2 separate regions of the Homo sapiens genome follow, and region 2 is linked to region 1. Evidence: chromatin loops called from intact Hi-C (ENCODE). Cell type or tissue: CD4-positive, alpha-beta T cell. All regions are shown on one strand. Each heading gives the region's core, and the rest is flanking DNA. Links, peaks and the distances in the headings are about the cores only.

Evidence for each region. Hi-C counts contacts between places; a loop is a spot of excess contacts. Peaks named below come from ENCODE experiments on the same cell type or tissue, not always from the same donor. Only the 100,000 strongest peaks of a DNase experiment are listed, where the experiment ranks them.
Region 2: it touches region 1 in a loop (26-fold over the local background); 2 of 110 quality-filtered maps call a loop at or near these places.

What each region holds. Positions count from the first base shown.
Region 1 is chr11:102,339,722-102,345,110 of GRCh38, reverse strand. No RefSeq gene overlaps it. Among named protein-coding and RNA genes, the nearest start is that of BIRC2, 4.8 kb to the left of the region's middle. In CD4-positive, alpha-beta T cell, for the core only: CTCF peaks have their summits at 2,972 and 3,173 (motif pointing left); a DNase peak (open chromatin) is centred at 3,150.
Region 2 is chr11:102,938,883-102,944,271 of GRCh38, reverse strand. It overlaps MMP13 (matrix metallopeptidase 13), which reads left to right. Exons shown (of 10, transcript NM_002427.4): 10 at 1-1,277. The coding sequence ends at 6. Among named protein-coding and RNA genes, the nearest start is that of MMP13, 14 kb to the left of the region's middle. In CD4-positive, alpha-beta T cell, for the core only: a CTCF peak has its summit at 3,100 (motif pointing right); a DNase peak (open chromatin) is centred at 3,091.

The DNA of each region.
Region 1 (5,389 bases), core at 111-5,110:
CCTCAAAAGTAAACAGCCATCATTATGAATCCAGGGATTTAAAGAAGTTTGGTGAGTTGTAATCCACTGTAGCTATTACCACTATTAGTGCTCAAGTTGTTTATTTTAGGCCGGTGAGAGTTTACTCAGGTTGGCTCCTGAGTCTTTCTGATACTTTCCTAGTAGTCTTTGCTTTCCAGGCTCATTTTGTGTATTTCTTACTCCATACCCATAATAAGCCATTACTCCTAAGTGCCCTGGATCCTTTAGTGGGAAATGATATTTAAAGAGCATAATCTGGATGTCTCCTTTAAGCTGGCGCTGCAAGGAACAACAAAGAAACAAACAAAAAATGTTTGTCGTGTTGTTAATGAGTTTGATTGTTTCTATACCTGTTCAATGGACAGAGCTGGTTAGTATGGGTTTGTTTTGATTTGGTTTTTGTCTTTTAAATCAAATATATTATGAACTCATTGATACTTCCGATTCAAATTCAGGAAGTCAAGGTTTTATTTAACCTCTTTGATTACACATCTGTAACTCCCTTTATTTTGAAAATCCTTGGTCTCCCCTCTACTTTTTCCTTCCTGCCCTATAAGTAATGACTTAAACACTTTTTATGATTCATTTTTTCATTTTAAAAATGTAATTATGCATGTTTATACCTACCCTTTTCTTAGATAAACAGTAGTAGCACATTTTCTCCACCTTTTTTCACTTTATAATAAATTCTAGAGATTGTATAATACTAACATATAGAGCTATTCCTCATTTCTATATAGTACTCCATTGTGTAGATGTGCCATAATATATTCAACTTGAACAATGTAATTCAGAAAGCAGCCAAAAACTGTTAGGGCCGTGTCAAAGACTAAGGAGCCAGCCTGAATAAGCTCCCCAGCCATAGATAAAATTAGTACCATAATATATTCAGCTACTTCCCTATGGATGGACATCTGGGTGGTTTCCAGCCTTTTGCTATTACAAATAGTGCTGTAATGAATAATCATGGGAACACATCTTATTTTAGGATATATTCCCAGAAGTTAGTTCAAATGGTAAATCCATACATAAATTTGCCTAATATGGCCACATACCCATCCATGAGTATGTTGGCATTTTGCAATCCAATCAGCAATGTATGTGAGTGCCTGTTTTTCCCACAGCTTCATCCGTGGAGTAAGTTGTCAGACATTTGGATTGTTGCCAACCTGTTAAATAATAAATAGTATTTCAGTTCAGTTACCATTTTTTATTGCTATATTATGAATGGGATTGAAAAACTTTTCCTATGCATCAATTGTATATGTAATGTTTTATTTATTTTTTAAGTTAGGTGAGTATAAAAGAATGTTAGGATTGGTTGTGAGGTATTGTTAAAGAAAAAAAAATTCTGACGTTTGTTAAAATGGTAAGGAAGACTTTATTCAGGACTGTGCAATCAAAACATTGTAATAGGGAAGCAAGATTGGGCTCAACTGGGAATACAGCAAGGACAGCTGGGGTATTTATAACCAACAGGTAGAGTAAGGAGGGTCAGTGGATAGAAAAGTACTAAAAGGAGACATCAGGGGTGGTAGGATTCTTGCTGAAGGCAGGCTAAGGGCTTATACTTCAGAAGTGGAGAATGAGGAACTTGATCAGATACCCAGAGTGGCGGGATCCTCACTAAACTGACAGGATTCTTATTAAGACTGAGGTAGGCCGACAATTACAGGTGGGGTAGGGCCCAAAGTCAAGGCCTAGTCAAGAAGAGGGCTCAGAAGAGGCTCAGAAGTTTGGTCAAAGAGATAGTCTTTGTCAGTATGTACACAAATGACATGCATATATTCCTGAATTTTTGAATTTTTTAAAAAATTCAAATAGGACATTAAGAACTTACAAATTTGGGTCACATCAGAACTTCCCTTTCCAACTTTTAGTCACTTGCAGGCATCCCAAGCATTATGTTTTCATCTGTTTAAAAAAAAAAAGTCACTTTATATTTCTGTGGTAAGACTTTGGGTTTTAATTTTCATAAAACCCTTCATTAGGGTTTTGGAACTAGAGAGGATCCAATAGCTCCCTTGATTTAATCAGTTTATTTTGTATATGAGCACTCAGCCAAGGTAATTGCTAAAAAGATTTTTATAGATAATATTGAGACTCTTAAAATCCAAGACAGCTTTAAAATGTTGGCATCTGTATCAAAAGTCAGGTTTTAAAAATTTACAGAAATATTATTTAAAGGCTTAATTAGTAAACCTTAATAATTTAATGTAAATTAGAATTTCAGCAACTCCAGTTTCAAAAATCAATGAATTAAAAGTTAGGAAAATAAAGGTGTTAAAGACGGCCTGAGTATATTGGGCGCATATTGTTTGCTTCTTCACGTCAGTCTGGGACCATTAGCTCAAAACTTACCTTATCTAAGCTCAAAATTTTATCCATGTAATTGCTCAAATGTAGCTCCGATGGGCCGGGTGCAGTGGCTTACGCCTGTAATCACGGCACTTTGGGAGGCCAAGGCAGGCAGATTGCCTGAGGTCAGGAGTTTGAGACCAGCCTGGCCAACATGGTGAAACCCCATCTCTACTAAAAATTACAAAAATTATCCGGGCATGGTGGTGCATGCCTGTAGTCCCAGCTACTTGGGAGGCTGAGGCAGGAGAATCTCTTCAACCCAGGAGGTGGAGGTTGCAGTGAGACATTGCACTCCAGCCTGGGATACAGAGCAACACTCCATCTCAAAGAAAAAAAAAAGTATATATATATATATATATATATATATATATATATATATATATACATACACACACACACACACACACACACACACACACATAGCTCAGATGGCCATGTTTTTAGCCATTTAGAGTCTGCCTGCTAGCCAAAGATAAAACCGTACCTGGCATCTGTTAACCAAAGATAAGACAAAGCATAGAGCTATAAAAGACCCCAAACCTCTGCTGCCCTTCCAAGTTCTCTAACTCAGAGACTCCCTATCTTATCTTGTAGCTGTACAACATCCTAGACAGATAAACCCCATTTCTGCTTCTCCCCTACCCCAGGAGTAGTTCCCTTGCCTTCTTCCCCTTCTGCATGGTGGCCATACACCTCTGCCTCTGGAAGGTGTCCAGCTGTGAGGGATGTCCTCCTTACATGCAGTCTGTCAAGCACCACCCAAATAAAGCTTGTTGCATGCTACTGCCACCTTGTGGTCACATCTCTTCTTTGATCAGCCCCAAAATCCTTGAACTCAGAAAAACCTTATGTTTAGGAGAAAATAGTCACAAGAAATACTGACAAACACAAGGCAGAGAGGACCTTGTTCTTCCTGTACATATTTCCTGTCAAGGAAGGAAAAAAGAATTCTAGGATCCCAAAAGCCGATGGAAGTCCAGGAAAAGCCTTTCCTATGGATTTCCAGAAGGCAATCATGCAAGGGACTAAGCCCACAGAGGCACAGAGATGTTAAATAATTGCCCAAGCTTACTCTGCTGTGATTGGAATCCGAAGACTGAACTTTCAATTCCTGTGCTACTGCCTCTCCTAAATTACAGTGTCTCAAATCAGATAATGAATATAGACACTTAGTACATTTGAGTTCCATAAATATCAAGCTGGGCGTGGTGGCTCACGCCTGTAATCCCGGCACTTTGGGAGGCTGAGGTGGGTGGATCACTGGAAGCCAGGATTTCAAGACCAGCCTGGCCAACATGACGAAACCCCGTCTCTACTAAAAATACAAAAACCAGGTGTGGTGATGCACACCTGTAATCCCAGCAACTTGGGAGGCTGAGGCATGAGAATTACTTGAGCCTGGGAGTCGGAGGTTGCAGTGAGCTGAGATCACACCATTGCACTCCAGCCTGGGCAACAGAGTTAGACTCTGTCTCAAAAACAAGAACAAAACAAAATACCAAAAGTAAATAAATGTCAGTTAATTGTTGTTATTAAGATTCTAATGCCTATATCTGTACCTTATGCTCTTTCCAGAGTTGAAATGCCATGCCTCCTCATCAGAAATCAGTTCCAATTCCCATCTCCTACATGAATCCTTTTAAACTAGGGTGATCTTTCCTCTCTAAAGATTCCTTTTGATATCTAAAGGCAGAATTTGGCCCATGATCTACTTTATCAATTATTCTGCCTTAGTACTTTATCAGCAGTGGTATTTAAAGAGGAAGAAATCTCTCACATTCCATGTTCACTCACAGGAAGCCATTCATTCATTCATTTACTCAATAAGGGTCTTTTCTGTCAGGCCCTGTGCTCAGTGCTACACATATAATGGTGAACAGAAAACATGATTATTGTCCTCGTGGAAAATTTGACAACAGACTATGGCATTAAAAACTGTAAATATAAATTGTGTTAAGTGTTATGAAGAAAAAGAACAAAGGGTCTACTAAAGAGACTATCAAAGGGATATAATCTAGATGGGAGAAGTCAGAGAAAGACAGTCTGAGAAAGTAACATGGAGGCTGACACCTGAAGAATGAGTAGGAATTTGCCAGGGAAAGAGTGAATGAAAGAAGATTCCAGTCAAAGACCCTGAAGCAAAAGAGAGTTTGACATATTTAGAAACTGATGAAAACCAAGGTGGCTGAAAGACAGTGAGCAATGGGTAGAGTGGCAGAAAATAAAGTTGAAGACTATCAAGGGACATGTTGACCTGAGGAGGAGCAGGAATATTGTGCAACTTGAAAAAATACCTGTTATTTGCACAGTACAAACTCTGCAAATGAGACCTTGCCTAAATCTTGACTCAAGATTTAGAAGTGGGCATGGTTTTTTTTGTTTTGTTTTGTTTTGTTTTTTGAGCTGGAGTTTCACCCTTGTTGCCCAGGCTGGAGTGCAATGGCGTGATCTCGGCTCACCGTAACATCTGCCTCCTGGGTTCAAGCAATTCTCCTGCCTCAGCCTCCCCAGTAGCTGGGATTACAGGCATGTGCCACCACACCCAGCCAATTTTTTGTATTTTTAGTAGAGACGGGGTTTCTCCATGTTGATCAGGCTGGTCTTGAACTCCCGACCTCAGGTGATCCGCCCACCTTGGTCTCCCAAAGTTCTGGGATTACAGGCATGAGTCACCACGTCCGACCAGGAGTGGGTGTAGTTTTTAAGAGATTGAGTAATACTGACCCACTGATCCTTTTTGTTTCAAGCGTACTTGTATTGCTTTTAAAATAGTGAATCTCTTAAACATCACATCTGTTTTGCCTGGAATTTTCTTTCTTTTTAATTATTTATTAAGACATGGTCTTACTATGTTGCCCAGACTGGTCTTGAGCTCCTAGACTCAAACGATCCACCTGCCTTGGCCTCCTAAAGTTCTGGGATTACAGGTGTGAACCACTGCATCTGGTCTTGAATTTTCTTAGTAACATACATAGTGTCTACTATGATGTGCAAGACAACAAAAGGA
Region 2 (5,389 bases), core at 101-5,100, 600 kb before region 1:
TGTTAAGTGTCTTTTTAAAAATTGTTATTTAAATCCTGAAGAGCATTTGGGGTAATACTTCCAGAAGTGCGGGGTAGGGGAAGAAGAGCTATCAGGAGAAAGCTTGGTTCTGTGAACAAGCTTCAGTAAGTTATCTTTGAATATGTAGTATCTATATGACTATGCGTGGCTGGAACCACATTGAAGAATGTTAGAGTAATGAAATGGAGGATCTCTAAAGAGCATCTGATTCTTGTTGCTGTACAAAAGCAATGGTTGATGATACTTCCCACACCACAAATGGGACACATGGTCTGTCAATGAGAGCATAATTTAAAAATATATTTATAAGGAAATTTTACAAGGGCATAAAGTAAATACATGCATATAATGAATAAATCATTCTTACTAAAAAGTATAAAATAGTATGAAAATGGAAATTTGGGAGAGCCATACATAAAAGAAATAAACCAAAGGAAAATGTCTGTAATAATAGACTGTAACTTCCAAATAAATAATTTTCATTTTGCACTGAGGATATTCAGATGTATGTGCCCTTCTTCACACAGACACTAACGAAATATCAAAGTCATTAAAGACAGGAGACAAAAGAGCAGTGGTAAGAATAGTAGATGTGGCCTTTGAATTCTGTTTAATTTTCACTTTTGGCAATGACTCAAAGTCTGCTCTCATATAAGACAAATATTCCTTTGCATATTATAAAGGATAAAGAAGGATGATGTCTTTTTATTAAAATATTTCAGGTTCTTCAGAAGTCACACATTACAAAGTTAAAATTGTTATCAAAATAGTCTAAGGCCATGGCATCCCTTTTTCATAAATTATTTGATTATTTAAGACTAAAAGTTGCATTTTAACCCTATTTTACCTAGCTAATTATTTAATTGTCCAGTTTGTCTTGGATATATAGGCTATTTTCTAAAGACTTGTATAGCATGAAATAAAATATATCTTATAAAGTGGAAGTATGTATATTAAAAAAGAGACATCCAAATTTTTTTTTAAAGCAGTCTACTAGATTGTGATCCCTTGAGATATGGAAGGATGCCTTTTTTTCTCTGCATTTAAAAAAATCCCCCAGCACTTCCCACAGTGCCTATTGATACTTGGGGAGGGTGCTTGGCACTTATTGAATATATGATCGGCCATCAAGGGAAGAACTATTGTGCTCAGAGACACTGTTGATAAAAACTCAGGCAAAGAAAATGAAATGCATATTTGCAAAGTGTATTAGGAAGTGTTTATGTTGTTTATAATAAAAATATATTTTCAACAGACAATTGCTATATGGTACATTGTCTTTAGGTATAATTTCAATCTTTCCTCACCCAAAGAGGGTTCATTGCCAATATTTTTATTTTTGGAGACAGAGTCTCTCTCAGTTGCCCAGGCTTGAATGCAGTGGTGTGATTCCAGCTCACTGCAACCTCCACTTCCCGAGTTCAGGCAATTCTCCTGCCTCAGCCTCCCAAGTAGCTGGGATTACAGGTGAGCGCCACCATGCCCGGCTAGTTTTTGTATTTTTAATAGAGATGGGGTTTCACCATATTGGCCAGGTAGTCTTGAATTCCTGATCTCAGGTGATCTGCCTGCCTCAGCTTCCCAAAGTCCTGGGATTACAGGTGTGGGCCACTGCACTGGACCCTTCTTTTTTTTTCTTTTTAAGAAAAGATGTTTAGGCCAGGTTCAGTGGCTCATGTTTGCACTCCCAGCACTTTGGGAGACCAATTGTTTGGGCCCAGGATTTCAAGATCAGCCTGGGCACCATGGTGAAACACAGTCTCTACAAAAACAAAACAAAACAAAACAAAAAAAAAACAAATTAGCTGGGGGTGGTGGTATGTGCCTGTAGTCTCAGCTACTAGGGAGGCTAAGGTGGGAGGACTACACGAGGCAGGGAGAGGTCAAGGCTGCAGTGAAATGTGATCACACCACTGCACTCCAGCCTGGGTGACAGAGCAAGACCTAGTCGAAGAAGAAGGAGAAGGAGAAGAAGCCAGGTCCCAGCTACTCAGTAGGCTGAGGCAAGAGGATCACCTGAGCCCAGGAGGTTGAGGCTGCAGTTAGCTATGCTTACACCACTGCACTCCATCCTGGGTGATAGAGTGAGACCCCGTCTCAAAAAATAAACAAACAAAAATAGAAAAGATGTTTCACTTGATTTCAGAAACATTTTCCCTATGTTTAACCATTTTCTTTCATGATACTTCTCTCTCATGGATAGACAGACAGACAGACAGATATACATAAAGATATATAGATATAAAGATATACATAAAGGTATATAGAAAATATATATAGTCAAGATTGTTTCCTGACTTCCACCTTTACTCCAGTCTCAATTCAAAATTCCAAATCCAATTGGTGTTACCTTGATGAGTGTCCTTCCACAGTAACCAAAGCATCGAATTCAAATTATAGCAAATGTCTATTTGGAGTTTACCACTGGTGATAGGGGTAGCATTAAAGAGAGCTGATTATGAACTGAGCAGATGGTCCTAATAGAATCTTCTATGAAATAGGTTACAGGTAAAATACAGATAGCCAGTTTGTATAGATATTCACGAATGGGGTTGAGAAGACCAAATGAATGTTTTATGAGAAGTAATATTATATTCACAAATTAAAGTGAGAGTGCATTTACCTAGAGCTAATGTACTAGGCAAATGCACTGCCTTAAAATTGAATTGTAGCTAGTAATGGCCTCTTCATCAGATAATAAGGGTAAAAGGTTTGAAAAACTCCTCAAAGTGAACCAATAGCATACTTGTATTTGGAATAGGAGAAACTGACAAGATCTTATATTGGTGTAACAAATTTTGCTCTTGGAATTATCCTGGGAGAACTTTTGTATTAAAGCAAAAATATTGTCCTGGATTTCCATATCCTCATGTCAGAATAAAAACACGAAAACATATATAACAGAAAGATAGCCACCATAAAAGCTACCAAGTTTAACTCACTTCCCGTTTAGAAAAAAAAGTGCAGCTCTCTGCACGCACAGTTTTCTCGGAGCCAACAGGAGTGGATTAAGCCCTGGTCACAGAAAATACCTTGATTTACGGATTCATCACGACGCTGTGAGATTTACAATACTTCCACTAGGTGGCACCAGCAACACCCTTTTTAAAAAGGTTGAACTGGTCAGAGAATTCAATTAAGTCACAAAACCAGTGCTTTGTTCTTTAACATAAGGTTGAGGAACTTAGCCACATCGCTGATTGTTTAACTCCTGACTTTACATTACTGACTTTCAAGTAAGATTTAATAGCTATGGAATTCAAGAACAGCTTGCTCCAGGTTTCTTAGTTTTTGTATATGAGTTCCCCTCACTGATCTCTCAGAGGTGAGTCGGAATTCTGTGTCATCCTGACTTGGTGGCTTGATGAAGCCACCAAGACCTGAAGCATGCACCCCTTAGAGCTAGGGCTTGTGAGTCATCTCAGGCCCCTGGGTGACAGACTCCAACGTGAACTACAAAATGCACAATCTACACAACCAATAGAATCAGCACTCCAAAGAGAAAACAAACCAGCACTGTTCTGGCACCAAGAGGGAGGAAAACCCAAACTACCAGGCATGATAAATTTTGTTTTCTAAATAAAAAAGTGGGCCGGGCACGGTGGCTCACGCGTGTAATCCCAGCACTTCTGGAGGCTGAGACAGGTGGATCACCTGAGGTCAGGAGTTGGAGACCAGCCTGACCAACATGGTGAAACCCCGTCTCTACTAAAAATACAAAAATTAGCCAGGCGTGGTGGCGGGCACCTGTAATCCCAGCTACTTGGGAGGCTGAGGCAGGAGAATCGCTTGAATCCGGGAGGTTGAGATTACCAACCAAAAAAGTGAACAATTGCTTATTACCTGAGGACAATGGCGAGTTTAGAGGAAGAAAGGCTTTACAGTTTCCGAAGTTTCTTTCTCACATGGTTTAGTTTTTCTAATTTTTTGGACTTTTATCTGCCTGGTATATTGAAGTATGCGAAATGCTGATTTAAGACTCCTTGATTTTGTTCTACCTCACTGCTTACAAGACACTCAGATTGAACTGCAGCTAATAATGATCTCTGGAAAATAAAAAATGTGCTGAGTTTATAGCAACAGCATGGCCATTTTTGTAAGAGTTTATCATGATGTCTTAATTGACCTGAATTGCCAAAACTGCCAGAGGTGTGTGAACCAGAGCAACTCCATCTTAAATAGGAGCTGGGTAAAACAACGCTGAAATCTACTGGGCTGCATTCCCAGACCGTTAAGGTCTTCTACGTCACAGGATGAGATAGGAGGTCGGCACAAAATACAGGTCATAAAGACCTTGCTGATAAAACAGATTGCAGTAAAGGAGCTGGCTAAAACCCACCAAAACCAAAATGGCGATGAGAGTGACCTCTGGTCATCCTCACTGCTACACTCCCACCAGCGCCGTGACAGTTTACAAATGCCATGGCAACATCAGGAAGTTACCCTATGTGGTCTAAAAAGGGGAGGCATGAATAATCCACCCCTTGTTTAGCATATCAGCAAGAAATAACCATATAAATGGGCAACCAGAAGCCCTTGGGACTGCTCTATGGAGTAGCCATTCTTTTATTCCTTTACTTTCTTAATAAACTTGCTTTTACTTTGCACTGCAGACTCACCCTGAATTCTTTCTTGCGTGAGATCCAAGGACCCTCTCTTGGGGTCTGGATCGGGACCCCTTTCCTGTAACAAAACTATACCCTAAAATTAGGTTCTGTGAGAAGGAAAATTTCTCTTTCATACATGAGCCCGAATAGGTAAAATTCTATTGCATAAATGCTATCTGAGTTGTACACACATGGAGAAACACATACAAGTATATGCAAAATTCATTGTAACCCACTCTAGAATTACTCATTCAATAACGTCATCACACATCAACTGGGCAAGGAACAATTGTACGTACACGATATTGAGAGAATTCTGTCTCTTAAATTTTGATTGCAATGAAACTGGACTTACTATCCAAATCCACCTGTTATGCCTTACAGTTTTTTATAAGTGAAGATAGTGACACTCTTTTTTCATAATTTATGCAGGATTAAAGGACATTGCACAAGCATCCTTATCTGTGTTCCATCTTTTGTGCTTATCTGTGTCCCATCTCTTGCGCCAAAAATATGTAAAATTAGCAACTAAAAAGGTTTATTTATTTTTTGTTTACTTGTTTTAAAATGGTTACATATACCAATAGCCTTCCTTTTCTGGACAATCTTCTCTTTCCTTTATTAGACTGGGCACTAAAAGCCTGTACAGGTCACAAGCAAAACCATTCATGAGGCCCTTCCAATTCTATCTAAAAAGGAGTGTTGTATTCTGGAGTTAAGAGCATCTGCCTTTCTGGGTTGTATCCTTTGGCCAGCTCGTG